Linked DNA regions of Homo sapiens: region 2 is linked to region 1. The links are chromatin contacts, found by Hi-C or POLR2A ChIA-PET in ENCODE. All regions are on one chromosome and are shown on one strand. Each heading gives the region's core, a stretch centred on a gene start or an enhancer-like site at or near the end of the contact. The rest is flanking DNA. Distances are from core to core; before and after follow the strand shown. Region 1 holds the start of NCBP3 (nuclear cap binding subunit 3). Region 2 holds the start of RNF167 (ring finger protein 167).

Evidence for each region. Hi-C counts contacts between places; a loop is a spot of excess contacts on that map. ChIA-PET counts read pairs that join two places held with the same protein, here RNA polymerase II (POLR2A). Pooled maps may share reads with other maps.
Region 2: a pooled map shows a loop between it and region 1 (11-fold over the local background). The contact joins the promoter of RNF167 here to the promoter of NCBP3 in region 1. A Hi-C loop is called at or near these places in 6 of 50 pooled maps. POLR2A ChIA-PET finds 5 or more read pairs at or near these places in 2 of 52 experiments (RWPE1 and activated T-cell).

What each region holds. Positions count from the first base shown.
Region 1 is chr17:3,844,528-3,848,752 of GRCh38, forward strand. NCBP3 (nuclear cap binding subunit 3) reads right to left here and starts at 1,719. Exons shown (of 13, transcript NM_001114118.3): 1 at 1,514-1,719. The coding sequence starts at 1,696. RefSeq lists silencers at 1,418-1,707, 1,888-2,007.
Region 2 is chr17:4,938,995-4,943,219 of GRCh38, forward strand. RNF167 (ring finger protein 167) reads left to right here and starts at 1,274. Exons shown (of 10, transcript NM_015528.3): 1 at 1,274-1,366; 2 at 1,493-1,999; 3 at 2,083-2,163; 4 at 3,347-3,472; 5 at 3,583-3,670; 6 at 3,857-3,947; 7 at 4,185-4,225. The coding sequence starts at 1,916. SLC25A11 (solute carrier family 25 member 11) reads right to left here and starts at 1,052. Exons shown (of 8, transcript NM_003562.5): 1 at 822-1,052; 2 at 66-218. The coding sequence starts at 916. RefSeq lists enhancers at 1-385, 1,102-1,171, 2,052-2,181 and silencers at 892-961, 1,524-1,718.

The DNA.
Region 1 (4,225 bases), core at 469-2,968:
TGTGCCTTGGTACATAGCGGGGGATGCAATAAATACATGTTGGCCGGACGCAATGGCTCAGGCCTGTAATCCCAGCACTTTGGGAGGCAGAGGCGGGCGGATCACCTGAGGTCAGGTGTTCGAGACCAGCCTGGCCAACATGGAGAAACCCCGTCTCTACTAAAAATACAAAATTAGCCGGGCACGGTGGCACATCCCTGTAATCTCAACTACTTGGGAGGCTGAGGCAGAAGAGTAGCTTGAACCCAGGAGGCGGAGGTTGCGGTGAGCCAAGATCAGGCCATTGTACTTGGCTACTCAGGAGGCTGAGGCAGGAGAATGGCTTGAACCCGGGAGGCGGAAGTTGCGGTGAGCCGAGATCGCGCCATTGCGTTCCAGCCTGGGCAACAAGAGCGAACTCCGTCTCAAAACAAAACAAAACAAAAACCATGTTGAACTGAATGACTAAAGGGATGATAACACCTGCTTCACAACTGCAGTAATATTTATTTATTTTGGTTTTGTTTTTGAGATGGGGAGAGGGGAAAGGGGGGACCTCAAAGGGGTCTTGCTATATTGCTGAGGCTGGTCTGGAACTTAGACTCCTGAATAGCTGGCACTAAAGGCGTGCACGGCCAGTATATTTAAGTGACACAATATAGTGAATGGTAAATGCTACTATATTAGCTGTTGTTAATCATAATTATAACGTTTGCCATCTCTAGCGATCATACTTTAACCTTTCTCCATAACTTCAGTCTAAATATGTTGACATGTGGTCAAAAGTAATTCATGTTAGGTGAGAAATTAAGAGGAGTCATCCAGGCCTGAAACCAGCTCTGAGAACTGGATATACAGCCACCAAGTCACAAGCAAAACACCTCTCACCATCCCCAGCGCGGTAAAGGAGGGACCAAGGATGTCTATTGGTCGTCTGCTAGTTTGCTTTCATTAAGAGTCAGATGCTGGGGCCACGGTGTAGGTGTCACTGGAGCTGCGGGGGGGGCAAGATGACCCCGAAGTCACGACAGAAACAGTGAGTTTCTGCTGCTGACAAGTGCAGCCCTCTCAAGACAAAGAGCGAGTGCCATGTTTCCCAGATACAAATTCCTCCGGGGCAAGACCCACAAGGAGACCTGGTTGCTGGCGCCACCCAACAGCTCCTTCTGGGCTGCCCCTGGTTCTGTTCCCGCCCAGGGCTCCCCCTTTATCTCATCCTTCCAGCCCCTCCTCACTCACCTCCTTGCACAGCGCGGCTCAGAGGGGGCAGCGGAGGGGGGTCCTCAACTCCCTCCCAGCTCTCCGCCACCACCCCCCAGCCCCCTCAACACCCATTTCCGGCGCCCCGGCGTCCTTTCTCCCGCTCCGCGTCCCTCCTCCAGCCCGGCGTTCCCGTTCCCAGGACGCTGGCTCCCTCCTCTCCCGCTCCCTTGACTTCCCCGGCTGGGGCTCCGGCCACCGCCCCTTCCGGCCCCCTCCGGCGCTAGACACTAGCCCCGCGACCTCTTCCTTACCCCCCGACCCCCGCCCGTACCGGGATCAGTTCCTTGAGCGAGCGCCGCACAGGCACGATTTCCAGCTCGCCCTCCTCCACCTCCATGGGCTCCGGCTCGCCACGGTCAACACCGGACTCCGCCTCAGGGGACGGGAGCCCCAGGGCCGGCCCCGCCGGGGCCTCCGCCTTCACCGACACCCGCAGGCCCCGTACGGCCGCCATCGCTGCCTGCCGGCCGCACCACTGAGAGCCCGCCCCTCACGGCCGCCGGCTAGAGCGCCGCTGCCACTGGCCACAGAGGAGCCGCCGCAGCTACCTAGAGCGTCGCCGGCTTCGGCCCAGAAGGCCGCCCTTAGCGCCGCCGCCCCCTGGTGGCGGGAGAAAACCGGGCCGGCTGCGCGGGCGGGACCTGGGGAGGAGAAGGCGGGACTGAGCGGGGACGGGGGCGGGGCCTGCGGGAACTACGGAGCTTGGAGGAGACCGGGGTAGTCAAGGGTTACAATGTAGCTACGCCTTGAGGCTAAAGCTGTACTAAAAGCCAACTTTCCTGAGTGATCACTATGGGCCAGACACTTCCAAGCGCTCGAACCCTTAGAACAACTCTATGAAGTAGATCCTATTTTGACCCCCATTTCATATATGAGGAAACTGAGGCATAGAAATTGACCCAAGGTGACGCCATTTAAGGGATAAAAGCTGGATCTAAGTCTTCCAGAGTTTACAATGAGCCTTGATATATCACCTCTGGACAATCTGTAGGTTTATAAAGTTACTTGCCTTGCCAGTCTTTGTCTCTTAAAAGTCTCCCCAAAATTGGCCCATGTTACATACACAAAAATTGAGACTCCAAGAGGGAGAGACCTGCCCAAAGGCCAGAACTTGGACGCCGATTTCCTGACTCCTGAGGGTGCCATCCACTGTAGACCTGTGAGCATAGTTTCCGGCGGATATTTCTAACGAGAGCCTGGTGGGGGAGAGGGGTTGTCTACGCGTCCCGAGGGTGTCACTGATCAGCTGCTGTTCTGAGTCCTGATTTTCTTTTTCTTTCTTTCTTTCTTTCTTTATTCCTTTCTTCCTTCCTTTCTTTCTTCTTTTCTTTCTTTCTCTTTTCCTTCCTTCCTCCCTCTCCTCTTTCTTTCTTTCTTTCTTTTTTTTTTTTTTTTTTGTAGAGACAGGGTTTCACCATGTTGACTAAGCTGGTCTCGAATTCCTAACCTCAAGCGATCCACCCGCCTCGGCCTCCCAAAGTCTTGGGATTACAGGCATGAGCCACCGCGCCCGGCCTGAGTCCTGATTTTGCATCTTCCTCCCTGGGTAACCTTGGACAGGTTTTTGGGTCTGTTTTCCCATCTGAGGAGGGCATAGGTGAGACCCTACAGTCTCTGAGGCCCTGAGGCCCTACCAGCTCTGACCATGGAGGAGCAAATAATGATAAACCAAGGAAGAGCATGGTCAGCATCAGACACACCTGGGTTTCGAGCTGGCTGGCCGGGCCCCATCCACCATGTGTGACCTTAGGCAAGCTGCTTAGCACTTTGGAGTCTCAGTTCCTTCATCAGTAAAATGGACCATTACCTACCTACAAAGGAGGTTGTGAGGGTTAAATGTGATAATTTATATGTAGATACAGGGTCCAACAGAAGGGGTGCAGTACATCACAGTTTTTCTTAAATTTGGGCTAAACCACAGGATAAACACAAGACAGAGCTCTTTAGAGGACTAGTTTTATTTGATGAATGGGACACAAAGTACTTTTAAAAATTGGGTTGAGGCCGGGCACGGTGGCTCATGCCTGTAATCCCAACACTTTGGGAGGCCAAGGCGGGCAGATCATGAGGTCAGGAGATCGAGATCATCCTGGCTAACATGGTGAAACCGTGTCTCTACTAAAAAAAAAAAATTAGCCGGGCATGGTGGCATGCACTACTTGGGAGGCTGAGGCAGGAGAATCACTTGAACCCGGGAGGTGGAGGTTGCAGTGAGCCGAGATCATACCACTGCACTCCAGCCTGGGCGACAGAGCGAGACTCCGTCTCCAAAAAAAAAAAAAAAAAATGGGTTGAATGCATACATAGAATATGTACGGGTGTGTGTGTGTGTGTGTGTTTAATTTCAAACAAAATGTGTAGTTGGGGTGGCCAGCTATAGGTAAGAGTCACAGCCCCCACCATTACTAGGCCTGTGGGGTTAGGGGATGGGAGAGGAGGAAGTAATCCCTCCTCAGCTATGGACACCAGGAGGCCAGTAGAGAAGGCTGGGCAGGCCCCTCACCCTGCTGGGGAGGATGCCTTGTTGCTTGAGGACGCAATTCGGTGAGGATTCAGTGTTGCAGTTCAGTGCCATCCAGAAGAGCCCCAGCACCCTGGCACACCAGCCGGCAGGTACATGAGGAGTCCAGGACAAGCCGGGACATCAGGCAAACACCAAGGCTCCTAGGCGCGTGTCAGGAAAGCCCTCTGTGCCTTGCTCTTTGTGGTCACCTTAGTCACCATCTCCCATCCCCTTTCCTGTTCGCGATGCAGCCTGCTGAGTTGGAGACACAGAGAATTTAGGAAGGTGGTAAGGGCTGATTTTCAAAAAGTTGAAAAACATGACTCTCAAACAGATGTAAAATGAACACATGTCAAAGCTGTTACCCAGTCATTAGAAAATGAGGAAACCAGTAGAAATATGAAGAATAGTTTGAAGGGGAACTTGAATGAATATGTGGTTGGTCAGTCAAAGGAATGCTGAGATGAATTTGACAAGGCA
Region 2 (4,225 bases), core at 24-2,523, 1.1 Mb after region 1:
GCATATCAGGCCAAGGTCTAGAGCTGCCAACCCACAGTCTACCCTCCATCCTGAGGCCCCAATACCCAGTGTAAATGCCCCTCAGGCCTTCTGCCTTCAGGATACTGGTGAGGGCATGGAAGCTGGTTTTGTACTCTCGAGTCTTGGCCCCTTCCCCGCTCAACTGCATCCGGTTCTTCACCAGGTCCAGGGGCTGGACAAAAACTGTAGCTCCCATCCTGGGGGAAGACAGAGGTGGAGTGAAGGGCCAGGCATTCCAGATCTACCAGTGCCCACTGGAGCCTGGCAGCAAGAGGTTACAAAGGTCAGGGCCTGCCATGCGATTCAAGAATCAGGATGCTGGTGAGCATGTGTATAAGAGTCTATATGTACACCAAGTGCAACGGGTCTGAAAAGTCTAGTTGTCCAGTAGGGGCCATGCAATGAAAGTGCTCCAAGCAGCTTCATGACAGTCAAGCAGTGACCTGGGGCTGCACGCAGTCCGACACAGGGAGGGGAGGAAGGGGCATCCAAGATTTAGGACTCCAGGTAGTCCTGCAGGAGCCATTTAATGGCCTGGAACCCCCTGCCGCCCGGCCGAGCTTAGCAATGCGCTGGGAAACTCAGCTGGCCCGGCGGGGGTTGTGCAACGACCCTGCATGCAGTCCATAAGGGTCCTGCAATGGGGCCCTAGCAGCCCATCGGGGAACTCGCAATACGCTGGAGATCGCGCTGACCCCGTGCCGGCACAGTTCACTGCAACAGACCCAGAGATGAACCGGGCCCGGTTCCTTTTGCCCTTCCCTTCCTCCTCTTTTCCCATCCCTGGGGCCTGAGCTTACCCGGCCAGGCCCCCAAACAGGAACTTGACGGACTTAGGGGAGGTACGGGGCTTCCCGTCTATCCCGCCGGCCCCGGCACTCGCCGTCGCCGCCATCGCCACTCAATGGCCCTCGGCTCCGGGTCCCGTGCGCGCGCGGCCCCGCTCGCGCCCAAGGTGACACCGCGCGCGCAACAGAGCGAGGGCGCGCGCACGCCCCTCCAGCTCTCAGGTCCGACACCCGCTGGAAGCCGGCGCGGGCGCAGGCGCGCAGCGCAAAGGCGGCCGGGAGTAAGGCGGAGCTGAAGGAGGAGCTTGATGGAAGCGTGCGAGAAGGGGCGTAACTGATTTGGAAACCAGAGGAAAGGCGCTGTTTTCACCGAATTAGAATCGCGGGAAAATAGAGAAGAGTTTGTTTGAAGGTCTCGCGAGATCGAGTGAGTACGGCTCGCCAAGTTGGAGCGCTCTCGCGATAGACACAGCAACTATTCAGCTGCGAGGGGACGGGAGAGGTGGTGAGCACTCTCGCGAGATTTGAAGGAGCGGCGGAGGCCAGAGGGAGGAGAGGTTTGTAAACTAGGAGGCTCCGGGTTTCCGGGCACTTTTATTAGGTCGTCTTCTGGGCCACCAGTGCCCCTTCCATCTCCACAGGCAGTCCCTCCATCGCTAACCTTTTTTTAACCGGCCTTTTAGGACCGGAAGTCCTTCATCTCAAGCATCCAATGCTGAAAGCGGCCTGATTTTCTCTACCGGAAGCCCTTTTCCAGAGGCTGGGAACACGGCCCACCTAGCAGGAAGTCCCACCTCCTTGAGCTCCGCCACCCTTCCCGAAGTTTTTCTGTCACCTGTGTTAGGCTCCGTCCCCTTTCCGCGTTTTATCCCCGTACCAGAAAAGGATACATTTAGTGCCTCCCACCCAGCTCCACTAAACGGGTTGGATATCTCATTCTTTGAGTTGGTGTTCCTTCCCCGGCGCCCCCATGTAGCTGGGAAGTGGGACCTGGGGGTGGTTGGACCCCTGGGATCCTAAAGGAGGGGCAGGGAGGGCGCAGAACTCCGCTTCTGCTCCTTGCTACCAGGACGCGCGGCCTCCTCAGCCTCTTTCCTCCCGCTGCCATGCACCCTGCAGCCTTCCCGCTTCCTGTGGTTGTGGCCGCTGTGCTGTGGGGAGCGGCCCCGACCCGGGGGCTCATTCGAGCGGTGAGTCTGAGGGACGGATGGGGAAAGGGCGCTGAAAGGAAGGGTTGCAGGCTGAAGGGGAACATCGCCTTTTTTGTCCGCAGACCTCGGACCACAATGCCAGCATGGACTTTGCAGACCTTCCAGCTCTGTTTGGGGCTACCTTGAGCCAGGAGGGCCTCCAGGTGATTTTCTTTCTTTTCTTTTCCTCCTTCCCTCCCTTCCTTCCTTTTCTGTCTTTTTTCTTTTTTTAGTATTTCGCAAGATCCTCCATCCTAGGCTGGGGTTGGGGAGGTTTGTCCTGGGTGAAACTGGAGGTAGGAAAATGAAGTTAGGAACTGAGCACGTCTAGTGTAGAACCCAGAATCTAGAGGGAGAAGACAGAGTGTCCACCCCTGGAACTCCGAGGTTATCAGGGAGACTGAAAGTGGACGAAGACAGAAGGCAGGATCAACGGTCCTTATCAGGAAGGTCTCAGGTGCTAGTTATTGCTTATATGACTTTGGGCAAGTTAATCTCTCTGAGCCTTAGTTTGTTTTACTGTAAAATGGGATATTAGAAGTTTTCCTAGGGTTATTGTGAAGATCAAAGTAGATACGCAATTTTGGTAGTATTTCATCCCAAAGACTGCCACATAGCAAGAACTCAGTTGGGCCTTAGTAGCAGTCGAGTTGTTTGTGAGATGGGTAATTAGAAAATTGAAGAGGCCGGGCGCGGTGGCTCACATCTGTAATCCCAGTTCAAGACCAGCCTGGCCAACATGGAGAAACCCTATCTCTACTAAAATGGCAAAAATTAGCTGGGCGTGATGGTGCACGCATGTAGTCCCAACTACTTGGGAGGCTGAGGCAGGAGAATCACTTGAAACCGGAAGGTGGAGGTTGCAGTGAGCCGAGATCGCGCCACTGCACTCCAGCCTGGGTGACAAAACGAGACTCCATCTCAAAAAAAAGAAAAACAAAAAGAAAACTGAAGGGAGGGGAGTGTGTCTGTATGAGTATGTGCTGGAGAGGGGACTGTGAAACAGAACTTGAGAGAAAGTGACATGGGTGGTTTGAGAATTGAATTACAATTGGAATATTAGAAGGCAAAAATAATTGCATTAGCTTGCAGTATAGGGTACAGATTAGCCCATCTGGGACAGCGAGAGGGATGATGGGAGAGTTTGGTGAAGGGATGTTTTATGTCATTGCCTTTTCAAGAGGCTAAGAGAAGGTTGTGATGGTGGGATGCTCACTCAGACCCCAGGAAGGAGGAGGAAGTGAGGATAGAGGATGTGCAGCATGTGGGCTGGTGTGTTTGGTGGCCCCTGTAGAGAGCAGAATCTAGAAAGGAGAAATCTCACTGTTGTTTGCTTCCATCCTTCAGGGGTTCCTTGTGGAGGCTCACCCAGACAATGCCTGCAGCCCCATTGCCCCACCACCCCCAGCCCCGGTCAATGGGTCAGTCTTTATTGCGCTGCTTCGAAGATTCGACTGCAACTTTGACCTCAAGGTTGCTGAATGAGGAAGGGGAGCTGGGCAGCTGAGGGTAAAAAAAAGGCACCAGGAATGAAGACAGGTAAGGCCCATGATGGCTCCTTGTCCTCTGCCTTGTCTCCCTAGGTCCTAAATGCCCAGAAGGCTGGATATGGTGCCGCTGTAGTACACAATGTGAATTCCAATGAACTTCTGAACATGGTGTGGAATAGTGGTAAGGCTGGGGGAATCTATACAGCTGGGCTTTCAGTAGGACCCAGAGATGGTGGGAAGGCTGAAGGCCTCAGGAAAAGAAGCCAATCCTTTAGGTGGGGTGGGGCCAAAGTGCAAGATGCCAGGGTTCCCAGAGGATTTGAGTAGAAGGTTGTGAGTCCCCAGAGTAACACCTTGATCCCTGCAGAGGAAATCCAGCAGCAGATCTGGATCCCGTCTGTATTTATTGGGGAGAGAAGCTCCGAGTACCTGCGTGCCCTCTTTGTCTACGAGAAGGGGTAGGACATGTGCCTCCTTCCCATTCTTCCTTCAGCAAGCAGTTCCATGCCAACCTGGAGCCCAGGCCTCCTCATTACCCGAACCATTCAGCCTCCTGTCCTTCCTTCCCTGCCTCTTTGACTTTCTTCCCATTCCTGTCCCCACCTATGGGCTTTGTCCAGAGCCAGTTACTTTGTCCCTCTTTTTTTCTCCCTTTGCCTTTCTCGCCCTGCTGAGACTGGTCATCCTTTTCCCAGGGCTCGGGTGCTTCTGGTTCCAGACAATACCTTCCCCTTGG